Linked DNA regions of Homo sapiens: region 1 is linked to region 2. The links are chromatin contacts, found by Hi-C in ENCODE. All regions are on one chromosome and are shown on one strand. Each heading gives the region's core, a stretch centred on a gene start or an enhancer-like site at or near the end of the contact. The rest is flanking DNA. Distances are from core to core; before and after follow the strand shown. Region 1 overlaps STEAP1B (STEAP family member 1B). Region 2 has its middle 19 kb from the start of CDCA7L.

The links. A loop is a pair of places that touch in the nucleus more often than their neighbours do. Pooled maps may share reads with other maps.
Region 1: a loop to region 2 is called in a pooled map, with 2.8 times the contacts of the local background. The contact joins two enhancer-like sites. A Hi-C loop is called at or near these places in 2 of 37 single-sample maps with no recorded cell type and 2 of 50 pooled maps.

Annotation. Positions count from the first base shown.
Region 1 is chr7:22,429,994-22,436,945 of GRCh38, reverse strand. All of the region lies in intron 4 of STEAP1B (STEAP family member 1B), which reads left to right. Among named protein-coding and RNA genes, the nearest start is that of STEAP1B, 67 kb to the left of the region's middle. RefSeq lists a cis regulatory region at 2,767-2,784 and enhancers at 2,704-2,848, 2,622-2,916. Within about 2 kb of position 2,690, at least 8 of the 41 ENCODE cell types and tissues checked have a DNase peak (open chromatin) inside an H3K27ac peak, as active enhancers do.
Region 2 is chr7:21,961,761-21,968,095 of GRCh38, reverse strand. No RefSeq gene overlaps it. Among named protein-coding and RNA genes, the nearest start is that of CDCA7L, 19 kb to the right of the region's middle. Within about 2 kb of position 2,640, at least 3 of the 41 ENCODE cell types and tissues checked have a DNase peak (open chromatin) inside an H3K27ac peak, as active enhancers do.

The sequences.
Region 1 (6,952 bases), core at 1,441-3,940, 470 kb before region 2:
CCCAGAAATACCATTTGACCCAGAAATCCCATTACTGGGTATAGACCCAAATGAATATAAATCGTTCTATTATAAAGACACATGCACCTGTATGTTCACTGCAGCACTGTTCACAATAGTAAAAACACAGGAACAACCTAAATGCCTGTCAGTGATAGACTAGATAAAGAAAATGTGGTACGTATACACCATGGAATACTATGCAGTCTTAAAAAGGAATGAGAGCATGTCCTTTACAGGGACATGAATGGAGCTGGAGGCCATTATCTTAGTAAACTAACACAGGAACAGAAAACCAAATACCACATGTTCTCACTTGTAAGTGGGAGCTAAATGATGAGAACACATGGACACGAGGAGGGGAAAAACGGACACTGGGGCCTATTGGAGGGTGGAGGGTGGGAGGAGGAAGAGGACCAGGAAAAATAATACATAGTAGGCTTAATACCTGGGTGATGAAATAATCTGCATAACAAGTTTACCTATATGACAAACCTGCACATGTGACCGTGAACTTAAATTTAAAAAAATGGCTAAGGGATAGATTTTTAGTGTTCTCATGACACACACACACAAATAAATGATGATGGGAGAAATCTTTTTGATGTGATGGATGTTTATGGCACAGATTGTGGTGATGGTTTCATGGATGTATACTTATCTCCAAACTCACCAAGTTGTACACATTACATATGTACAGCTTTTTGTATGTCAATACTTTAATAAAGTTGATTTTTTTAAAAAAGTATGAAAAGTGGAAAAAAATGATTTCTCTGTATAAGCCTTTTATTTATCTAATTTAATTCTCACCAAAAAACCCTACGGCTGGATAATATTATTACTCTCATTTTACACAGTAGGAACAAGGCTTAGAGATGTTAAGGAATTTGCCTGAGTTCAGCCACCTAAGGATTGGTGAGGCTGGAATTCAACACAAGTCTGCACCTCCAGAGTCCGGGCATGCCAGGCGGGTCCACCAGACCGTGTTCTGCCCACGCAGTGGCTCAGCTTGAGAGATGGCAGGTACATTAGGAAACTGCAAGTCATTCTGGCAGAAGCAGGAGTAGGGTGGAGCTGATAAAGGATGCTACTGCAGGCAGATGGAGGCCAGGCTAACTTGAATTGAGTCTTATATCACACCTGCTGGTCTCCATGAAGCCCATCCAGGTGAGAGCAACCTACGCTCACTTCTCTCTTTACCTCTCTGCCCACGGTGCGTATCGTGCACAGGTGAGCTTTAGATGTGGCTAAATAAATACAATTGAGTGCTTTACTGAATACTGTCTTGTCTCAGTTTCTCACGATTTTATGTGTATGCATTTGGTCTCTCAAGCAAATTTTAAGATTCTTTAAGGTGGAGACTGATGTTACTATAGACTTCTTAATAACCACCCCCCTTGGTGCTGAGCCTACAGAAAATGTTCAGAAAAAATTTACTGATGGAGGGTTGTCAATAAATGGCTTTTGGATTAGATTCTACTTATTTTTCTAAAATCTCAAGTGTTTAAAAATTGGACTTGAGCTTGAACTTGCTTTTATTTTCGTTTTGACACTCACCAGCTTCGTGCTGTCCCTCCAGCTTTTCTCTGTGGTTTGTTTGTGCCTGGTGCTTCTGTTTGAGCTGCTTGACCTTGCCTTATGGTTACACTTTCCACCTCCTTTCCTGCTGTGTCTAACAGGCTCGTTTTCTTCCAGACATTCAAGGTTGAGTGGGTGCAGGTGGGCAGGCAGGTGATTCTTTCTTGAATGGTTCATTGGCCATTCACATTGGTGTGTTGCTTGATTTTAATCACAATTGATTAACCTTCACTTGTTTCGGTAAATCTGGCCAGATCTATCTGGGACTAGAACTCTGGAACTATGTTAACCACATGTGGCTATTTACATTGACCTGAGTTAAAATTAAATAAAATTTAAAATTCAGTTCCTCGGTCACACTAGTCACATTTCAAGTACTTCTGGCCACATGTGGCTAGTAGCTACTCCACTGGACAGCATAGATTTAGAATCTTTCCACCATTGTAGAATGATTTGGGCTGAGAATATTGAATAAATTAACAAATTCTAGGGCAAAACTGAGCAGTATAAAAATAAATTTTGATAAAGGACTCTTATTTTGACTATTTATTATTCCTTGTAATATTAGCAGAATTCCCAAGGATAAAATTACATTGTAGAACTTATTATATAATCATTTGTTTAAGTATCTATGACTTCTAACAAATCTATGTGCTCTTCGAGCATAAGGAACATTTTATCTTTCCGTCTCTGGACTTGGAGTTGTGTCTGGCATAGAAAGGGCTCAAAAACATTTAGAGAATAAATACATAAGTGCTTAGAAACCTCATTTAATTTTCTTTATTGCAAACTATAGCTATTAGTCTCACATATTATCTTCTGAGATGTACCAATTTTTTTTTACCTATTCTTACTAGTCTTAATGTATTTTTTGAGAATATGAAAGAAAGGAAACATTCAAGAATTACATACAAATCTGTTTAAATGAAAATATGAGAAATCTATGGTGAAGACCTAGAAGGAAAAGCCCTCTATGGGGCCCATGTGGGATCAGCAGAGTCATGACTCTGGGGGCGATGTGACACTCATTTGCCTTTCTTGTGGAGTTGGCGGGAGACAGCATGGGGCATCATGACTTGATGGCCACAGGTGTCCTATCCTTCCCAAGGAAGGCGGTACAGACACGGAAAGCCGGCTTCCTGTCCCCTTCCTGTCCCTGGAGGGGCCCTCTGCCAGAACCCTGGGATGCTTATCTGGGCTCTGCAGATCTTTGGAATGAGGTCATCCAGGAAGTTGAATCCCTTTGATGCAATTATCTCTGCATCCTTGGCCTTTTGTTCTCATGGAGAGTAACCGGTGACCCTTGTGCTTCTTACGTGGTTAGAACAGCTGTTGTGAGGTGGGTGCCAGATGCACATCCCTGGGTGGCTGGACACATCCTTCCCAGCTGTCAGGATGGGTCCAATGGATGTAGGTGCCTCCCTGCTCCCGCCATAACACTGTTGTGAACCTGCAAAGGAGTTGAGAGGACAAAGGAGAACGTGATCGGTGGTGGATGATCTTACACACATACGTATACACACATGTTCATCATGACAAAGCCCAGCAGTTTTGTTCTTTAATTCATCTCAGTTGACAACCAGTTATACCAGTTCAAGGACTCATTCTTTCCTGAATGAGTAGTGGTGGGTAGCTTTTTGGAATAGCACAGTCCTAAATCTGTCTATCCTTTCACATCTTCCAATATACGCTTCCTAATTGTATAGGTATACTTTGCAATCTTTCCTGCCCAATAGAAGTTCTCCTATGTGGCAGGCCCAAATATCCACAATTTGGGTCCCCTTTCCTACATAGATCTCCTCTCCTTAAAACTGGTTTGGCCTAACCTGTCTTTGTGCTTTTGTGAGCAGGAAAATCCTCTCTCCCTGGGGTTACAATGAGTCATTATGTGGAGGGGGTGGAAGGGCTTGAAATAGTAAGTTGGGGGAAGGTGTCCTGTGGCTGTTACAATTTGGGTCCCCTTTCCTACATAGATCTCCTCTCCTTGAAACTGGTTTGGCCTAACCTGTCTTTGTGCTTTTGTGAGCAGGAAAATCCTCTCTCCCTGGGGTTACAATGAGTCATTATGTGGAGGGGGTGGAAGGGCTTGAAATAGTAAGTTGGGGGAAGGTGTCCTGTGGCTGTTACAGAAGTCTGGTCAAATTACCAGGTTCTCTGTCTTTTGGGGTGCAATGAATGGGAGCTTGCGAAGTTTGCTTTTTGATTTTGGGTTTTGTTTTGTTTTTTTTTGGTGAAATAACTCATTTAGGTTCTGTTAGATTCTGGGATTCTCTTTCTTCTCATTCTTCCCCCTGTGTTTTTCTATTTTTCATTTTCCAGTTGATTACTGAAATGTCCTATGAGCAGTCAGGCCGCATTTGCTGGCAGGAACGGCAGAGCTGAAGGGCTGAGTATTTTTCTACCTGAGGTTGAGCTCATGAAGCAACTGGCAGTTCTTTGCTGTCAGGGAGTTATGAGAGCATTTCTCTAACAAGAGACGAGGCTGCTATTGTACATGTGTGTGCTTTAATATTGCTTACCTATGTAATCCGTAGTGGATCATGGTACACATTTGCTGTTTTTTTGGCTACCTAGTGTCCGTTCTCCTTTCTTCTGGGTAGTAATTTCTCAATTTTCATTCAGGTATTGTACTAGTCAAGGTTTAGGAAGGAAACAGACGGCAAATCACATAGTTTAATGAAGGGGCTCATTACAGAGATATGGGTAGAATGAAGACTGTCCATTTGTTCAGGCTGCTATCACAAAATACCATAAACTGGGTAGCCTGTAAACAATGGAATTTATTTTTCCTTAGAGACAGAGTCTCACTCTGTTGCCCAGGCTGGAGTCAGTGGTATGATCTCAGCTGGCTGCAACCTCTGCCTCCAGGGCTCAAGCGATCCTCCCACCTTAGCCTCCCAAGTAGCTGGGACTACAAGTGTATGCCACTACAGCTGGCTAACCTTTTATTTATTTATTTATTTATTTATTTATTTATTTATTTATTTATTTATTAGGTATAGGGTTTCTCTATGTTGCCAAGGCTGGTCTCAAACTCATGGCCTCAAATGATCTTCCCACCTCAGCCTCCCAAAGCACTGGGATTAGAAGCGTGAGCCATCACATCCAGCCCAGAAATTTATTTCTCACAGTTCTAGAGGCTTGGAAGTTCAAAATCAAGGCACAAGCAGATTTGGTGTCTGGCGAGGATCTACTTCTCATAGACAGCCATCTTCTCACTCTAACCTTACATGGCAGAAGGGGTGAGGGGTCTCTCTAGAGTCTCTTTTATAAGGACACCAATCCCACTGATGAAGGTTCTACCCATGATCTAATCATCTCCCAAAGGCTCCCTCTCCTAATACCATCGCCTTGGAGGTGAAGATTTCAATATATGAATTTTGGAGAGACGCAAACATTCAGACCATAGCAAGGACCAGCAAGGAATGCTGGAGCAGCTAGGGACTGGCAAGAGGAGGGAGCTGTTACCACCTCTGGGCCAGATGGGATAAGGGAGGGAATAATGTTACCAGAGCCTGGCAAGAGCTGGAGCTGGAAGGGTGGCCCAAGTGGAGTCGCCCTTCTAGAGGAACACAGCCACTGTCAGAACCACAGCAAGGCAAGGAGCCAGCTGGGGAAATAGTTGTCCTGATCCAGTTTTCTCTCCACCCTCTGATCTTCTGTTGGTGTTCCCAAGATCAAATTCAGCTATAAGTCAGAAATCAAAAAGCTGGAGTGATGCATTCTGAAGAGTTAGCTTCTTAGGGCAGAGAGTGGAGCAAAGGTGAAGGTCAAACAGAGCACAGGTATCATGCCTCTTCTACCAGCCTACATGCTCTGGGAGGAGACCTCACTCCATAAGCATAGTCCTAGGTTCTGATTAGCTGATCTTCAATCAACATACTTCATCGCCAGGCCACAGCGCTTGGTTTAGAACACACAACCCAATTCAGACCAATGAATCAAGAGAAACTCTTTCCAGAGACTTTTGGAAAAAAAGATGTTTCACTTCTGAGAGAGCTATTGGGAGAGAGATTTTTTTTTCCCACTTCCTGCTGGACATAATTGAGGAAACAAGCAGTCCCTAAAGCTGCTTCCAGCCATTTTGCAAACATGAAGAGAGTGAGCCTTAGGGTGAAGCAGGCACCATAGAAGAGAAGAGGAGGAGAAGCTGTATCTTTGGTGTTGTCACTGGGTCACCAAAGCTTCCTCTATCACTGTAGTTTTTCGTTACTGCGCCAATACTGTCTTTGTATTATGTAGGTCAATTTGAGTTCAAGTTTCTGTTACTTGTAGCCAAAAACATCTTAAAGCCACTAGGATTGAGCCTGGAACCAGGAAACATTTTCCCATTCATTGCACCCCAAAAGACAGAGAACCATAGGATGAGACCAGCTATCGTTTGATAGGAATAATTGCAATGTCAGTGACAGGGAGACTAAAGCAGGGTCAAGTCCAAAATGCCTGATGGCAGAGAGACGCTGAGAATCATAGAGCCAAGGGTTCCATGTCTGTTGTAGACCAGATTGGGAAAAATGCAGGTCATGAGCAAATGAGGAAGACCCAAGTCATGGTGAGAAATGTGTCTGTCTGACGGGCTTAGAAGGCCTGAGGCAGGTTGGACAGTCAGTTTTGAATGAGGTAATCACATTCTTTAAGCAGCAGGAAACAGCTTTCTTCACATTCCTTGAGAAAAACGTGGCTGTTGAGGTAAAACCATGGGGCTGTGTTCTCAGCATTAGCCATCATGACTCTAACGAAAACAAGCCTTTGGACTCAGCCCACGGTTCCAGTCAGAACCAAGCCAGCTGCAGGGTGGAGCGAAAAAGATGTACTCACTTTGCTGCAAGCATCTGAATAATGTTGAAACCTGGGAGTCCAACAGTCCAAGGTCCAATGATACAAGATATTCTTTGACAACTTCTTTCTTTGTTAGGGATTTTAATAATTCCTTGCCTCAGTCGTAAGATTAATGATGCACTTGTGGTAGTCCTGGTGGTAACAAGGAGGAGAATAGTTGTTCTATTAGTTCCATTCATTGAGCACTTCATATATGTCTGGTACAATGCAAGCAGTTTATGTGCCCTAATTAATTTCATCTTTACAAAATCCTGTGAGAACATTATTATTTTCCAATAGGCAGGTGAGAGCAGTGAGAAGTCACACAGGTTGAATTTCAAGCAATAAGAAGGGTTTTAGTTATTTGGTCAACCCACTGTATTTTTAAAACTTTCAAATACAATATTCACAAAAAATAACGTAAACATATATGTCTGTATTATAAAGAATGCATGCCCACATATCCACAACCAGTTTAAGAAGTGCTACACACCTGGCACTGTTGAAGATGCTAGTGGGTCAGTTCCCCAATCTAGTCCCTCATGCCCTCTGCCCT
Region 2 (6,335 bases), core at 1,391-3,890:
TTAGTAGCTTTACACAACACACATTTATTATTTCCTGCTGTTTTTGAGGGTCGGGAGTCTGGGAGTGGCTTAGCTCGATTGTTCAGGCTCAGGTTTGTCCTAAGGTAAGGTTGCAGTCAGCTGAAGGCACTGCTGCGGGAAGATCTGCTTCTCAGCTCACTCCTGTGGTTGTCGGCCTCAATTTCCTCCTGGCTGTTGGCCAAATACTTTAATTCCTCACCGCCAAGCCTCCTCACAAGCTGCCTGGTGTGTTCACAAGGCGGCAGCCGGCTTCCCCCAAAGTGAGTGAGCCAAGAGAGGGAGAGAGACAGAGACAGAGATAGGAAAGGGAGAAGACACACAACTGACAGAAGCCAGTTTGTGCATTTGTTGCTGTTTTCGTTATTGCTTTTGCTTAACACAACAAAGCTTATTTCTCACGTCTGCCACATATATGTTGTGGGTGGCCAATGAGGTTCTGCTCATCACGGTTGCCCAGAGACCCAAGCTGATGTAAGTTCCATCTCGGCATAGGCATCCAGAACTGCAGAGCCCTGGAAAAGATGCTGAACCACATGCCGGTTTTTAAAACATTATTATTTTTTATGATTTGAAGCAATTATAGACTCACAGGAAGTTACAAAAATAGTACTGAATTTTTGATGTTCGACTTAGAAAGCAAGTTCTTCCAAATAGAAAAGTGCTTCCAAGACCCTGACCTCTGAACTCTGTTTTAAAATTCAGTTAGCTTCACCAAACCATATAGTTCCAAGGACTCCACTCTTTTTTTTTTTTTTTTTTGAGACGAAGTCTGGTTCTGTCACCCAGGCTGGACTGCAGTGGCCCTATTTTTGCTCACTGCAATCTCCACCTCCCGGGTTCAAGAAATTGTCCTTGGCTGGGCCCGGTGGCTTACGCCTGTAATCCTAGCACTTTGGGAGGCTGAGGCGGGTGGATCACGAGGTCAGGAGATCGAGACCATCCTGGCTAACACGGTGAAACCCTGTCTGTACGAAAAATACAAAAAAAAATTAGCTGGGCGTGGTGGCGGGTGCCTGTAGTCCCAGCTACTCGGGAGGCTGAGGCAGGAGAATGGCATGAACCCGGGAGGTGGAGCTTTCAGTGAGCCAACATCGCTCCACTGCACTCCAGCCTGCGCGATAGAGCGAGACTCCATCTCAAAACAAACAAACAAACAAACAAACAAACAACAAACGAACAAAGAAATTCTCCTGCCTCAGCCTCCGGAGTAGCTGGAATTACAGGAGCATACCACCACGCCCAGCTAATGTTTGTATTTTTAGCAGAGATGGGATTTCACCAAATTGGCCAAGCTGGTCTTGAACTCCTGACCTCAGGTGATCCGCCCACCTCGGCCTCCCAGAGTGCTGGGATTACAGGCATGAGCCACCGCGCCTGGTCTCTCTCTCTCTTTTTTTTTTTCTGAAGCTACAGGTTCAAATATGAAAAGAGGAAGATTGTTTCATAAACATTAAAACAGAAATCCTTCTTAAAAGTAATAGTGTGACATATTTGTAAATACACATGAAAAAGGCCTGGGCAGACACATACCTTTGATTCAAGATCCCCTCTGGGTGTTTGTGTGTGAGGGAGTGGGGGGTTGGGGAGGAGGTGACAGAGGTAAAGAGGAACTGTAACGTTGTCTTACACTTTGAGTAAGTTCATGCAAATGTCTTTGTGTGCTATATGTGTAACTAAATTTTTTAAGAAAATATAGAGAAGTCATTAAAACTTTCATTTTTTCATCCTAATCTAACTTCCTCTTTTTTTGATCAATCATGCAGGTAGAGTCACATCAATTAAAAAATTTTTAGGTCCATTCTCACTGTAACTACATCAAAAACATCAACAATTATCTAATTTCTGCCTGGAAGTCTCCATTCAGAAGTCTAATGGGGGCCTGAGGAGCCCTCAGCCCCTAGATCTTTCCTAATATCATGGCCCAGGTTTCAGATATTGGCGTTCACTCAAGGTACTTGGTCCAAACTTTAAGCTTCCCCCTCACTTCAAGGATCCTTGGCTACTTGGCTGTGTGCTTCTGGGAAACCAGGGAACTATATCTGGGGTAACTCTGCCCTCAGCTCAGATCTCTTTAACTACCGAGCAGGACCAGTTGGAGTTAGGAGAAAACTGGGTAAATTCCATTAACACAATTCCTTCAGTGGCACAAAGTCTAGCCTGTCTCTACACAGGGGTCCTCAGCATTTTTTTCTTCAGCTTCCAGATGTTCCTTCCAAATATAACTGAGGGGAGGTGGGGGCTGGGGGTGAGGCCAACCCCAGTGATGACACCAAATACAACATTTAGTGACTAAGGGGAGGGTGCACACACACACACACACACTCTTACCAATTTATGTTCCAAAGTCTTAACAGAAAGGAAGTGGCCATACGGGATAAGGGCAGATACAGATAAGATAATCTTATTTTAGGGCAGTTTCCCTTAATCCTTGAAATCCTCTAAGGGGAATGTGAAGTAACCAGAGACATTGACAATATCTGGTGAGAGGTCTGGGACAACTGGGAAGCCTCATTCTGTGCTTTACTGCTGACCTTGTTACATCACTCCTGAGGAAGAACTTGCCTAAATGCAGTGCTCAATGCTTCTATTTAAGGAAGTGTTTTAAGACCTTGGGCTTTCCTATGTCTTAAACCAAGCTGAGCATCTGGAAGGTCTCTCTGTCACTGGAGGGAAAAAGCAGTCAATGGTGGGGTGTTCTGAATCAGTATCCCTGCCTTCAGCTTCCTCGGGCTCAGGAAAGTCCACAGCCTGAACAGCATTTGCTCTTGTTTGTGTCCAGTGGTTCTTTATCTTTTCTCTCTTTTTGTCATCATCAGTCTTGTCAGAACTTTGTAGAAATTAGGTGTCTTTCCAAAGAATTGGCTTGGTTTTTTATATTGCTTTTACTCTTCACTTTGTTAGGAGTTATTTTTAATCCTTATTATTTCCTTGGAATTCATTCTGAAATGGGACAGTTCCCTAGCCCCCGTTCGCATGACATATGACAAGGGTGTGGCTCTCTGTTCGGCCACCATGAGCTCAAACCCCTTATGCGAGGAGGAGCACACAGTGGGGCGGGTGCTCGAGCCAGGGCTAGCACTTTGGGCTCCGGCCCCATGGTATCATCTAGGGGTGACTCTCGAAGCCCGTGGGCATGTTACAGTGTCGCTTTTTTAGCTTTGCTGTCCACAGATGGCTTAAGTGTTAACCTGTTCAGTGCCCTCTTGGTACCCAGGTCCTTGTCCGGAGTCCAGGAAGAATCAGGTCACACACGGGCTTGAAGAGTGAATGCGGGGGTTTTACTGAGGGTTGAAGGTGGGATGGATGGAGAGCTGGAAGGGGGATGGAGTAGAAGATGCTCTTCCTCTGGAGTTTGGCTGTCCAGTGGCCAATCTTTTCTCTGATAGTCCCAGCTGAACTCCTCTCGGTGTTCAACATTCCTTCTCTTCTCTCCTTCTCTGTTGCGCTCTTCTGCTGTTTGTCTGTTTGTTTTCTCCTGGAGCTGGGGGTTTGGGGTTAATATGGGTACAAGATAGGGGGTGTGGCAGGCCAAAAGGCAACATTTTGGGCTTGAAAACAGGAATGTCTGTACCCATTTAGGGCCACCGGTTTCCAGGCTTGAGGGTAGGGTCTTTGCCGGGGAACTACCCTCTTCTACCCAGTATTTGCCTGTCTCCTGTCTGTATCAATTCTATTGTTTTTTTCTTAACCTTCAGATTAATGATTAGCTCATTTGTTTTAAATATGTATTGTATCCTAACAGATGCATTTAAAGTTTTACATTTTCCACAAGTTCGTCTTTAGCTGCATCCCCCAGGTTGTGACTGGAAATACTTTGAATGTTTTTGGTGCTATTTCATATTTTTTATTTTATTTCCTTTGAAATTATAAGTTAGTCAGAAATAAGTTTTTTATTTTAAGAATCTGTTTTTGGTTTCTTTTTCCTTCTGTTGTTGATTTCTTTTTTCTTCATTGAGACTAGAGAACGTGATAATTGTGATTCTGAGTCTTTGCAAATAACTGATACTTCCTTTATTCCTACTGAATTTTAAAATGTTTTAGGATATGCATATCCTATATGTGCACCTACGTGTATTTTAGATTCTTCCTAATAGTTTGTAAGCTTGATCAAAAACTTCCGAGAGTTGGATAGATTTAAAATTTCTCACACTAGCTTTATGGATATGTCAGTTTCTGTATTAGGCTGTTCTTGCATTGCTACAGAGAAATACCTGAGACTGCATAGTTTATTTTAAAAAGGAGACTTAATTGGCTCTTGTTTCTATCAATAACTCCCCAGCAATGTGTCTTCACCCAGGCAGCAGCAGTTACTTCCCAAAGAGGCAGCGGAATCTAGCTTGGGTTTTTCCCACCCTTGTAAAACCAGCTGTATTGGGCCCACCTCAGAGACATCAGCATCAGCTGAGCAGCATGGCCCTTCGGGGTGTGTGTGTTTCATTTCTGCAGGCCCTCTTCACAGCACCTGTGGATAATGGTAACCTCTTCCCCTCCTTCTACCCCAGCCCTAGGGTTGCTGGCTGCTTCCTGCAGTTGTCCTCTCTGTGATATCGTAGTGTTCTCTTTTTACTCTTTGCTACCTTGTTCTTTTTATATTTGTAGCTAATAATTCTTCATAATCAATCCTCTCTATTCAAATAACTGGCATGGTTCCTATCTCTTGCCTGGACTCAGACTGACACGGGTTGTGAAGATGTCACGAAATGAAACTCCTGGATGTTGAAACTAATAAGAATGAGGATAGGAAAAAGGGCGAAGAGCATGACAGTGCTTCAGAGGAGAAGGTCATCACGAATGTCAGGGATAGAGCACTAGAAGAAGAGGGACATTAGATGCAAAAGTCTGGCATATTTTGTATACTTAAATATTTAATCTGACATTTTCCTATCTATGATTCAGGCTCAAAAGTGACTACACTTAAAATCCATCAAGTTGTTTTCATAGCTACACTTGAATGACACCTTTCCCTTCCACCTAGTAAGAATTACAAGCTAACTTCAAGTCTCCAAGTCAGTGTTTCTCAAAGTATAGTCTGAGGACCATTGACATCTAAATTCACTAGAGCAGGGGTCCCCAACCCGGTACTAGTCCATGGCGTGTTAGGAACCGGCCGCACAGCAGGAGGTGAGTAGCAGGCGAGCAAGCAAAGCTTCATCTGTAAATATTTACAGATGTAAACATGGGCTGTATTTATAACTGCTCCCCATCGCTCGCATTACCGCCTGAGCTGTGCCTCCTCCTGTCAGATCTGCAGTGGTATTAGATTCTCACAGGAGCACGAACTCTACTGTGAACTGCACATGTGAGGGATCTAGATTATGAGCTCCTTATGAGGCTCTAATGCCTGATGATCTGTCACTGTCTCCCATCACCCCCAGATAGGACCATCTATTTGCAGGAAAATAAGCTCAAGGCGCCCAGTGACTCTACATTATGGTTAGTTGTATAATTATTTCATTATATATCACAATGTAATAATAATATAAATAAAGTGCACACTAAATGTGATGTGCTTGAATCATCCCAAAACCACCCTCAACCCATCCGTGGAAAAATTGTCTTCCATGAAACCAGTCCCTGGTGCCACAAAGGTTGGGGACTGCTGCACTAGGGTGCTTATTAAATGTGCAGAATCCTGGACTACACAGCAGATAAGAAGACCCAAAACTAAGGAGTTTCCCAAATAGCATGGTTTTGGGATGGCTGGTCACACTAATGCCAGACCTATTGAATCTGAATCTTAAAAGGTAGGGCAGATCCCTACATTTTGAACAAGTGCCTCTGGTGAGTTTCAGGCATAATAATATTTGGGAACCACTACTCTTGGTGTCCCTGGACTTGACAATCTGTGTGGTCTTCTTTTCTTCTGGGCTTTATGCTACCTTTAAATTGGGAGGCATTCCCTGGCCAGGACGGAGTGTCCCACTTGCTTGTCATGGGAACATTGTGGAAATCCTAGCAATAGTTTCTGCTGCTAGTAATGAGATCTTGAGGATAAAAAGCGAATGAATCACACTTCTTTATGGTCTCTTCCCTTGGTTCTTAGAATGAGATGTACCATTAATGTTGTTTCATGGTAGTAGAGGGAAGCAAACTCCACTTCCATCCTCTCAGGGTCCCAGCTGGGCCTGAGAATTAAATTGACATAAGATAAATTAACAGGAGAAAAGCACACAAATCTATTTAACACAAGTTTTATGTGACAGGGGAGTCCTCATAAGGAAAAGAAGACCTGAAGTTATAGTCAATCACTTACATGACGAAGTGGACAAAGAACAGTGAAGTGTGAAATAAGACAAGGCACAGAGACTTGGGCT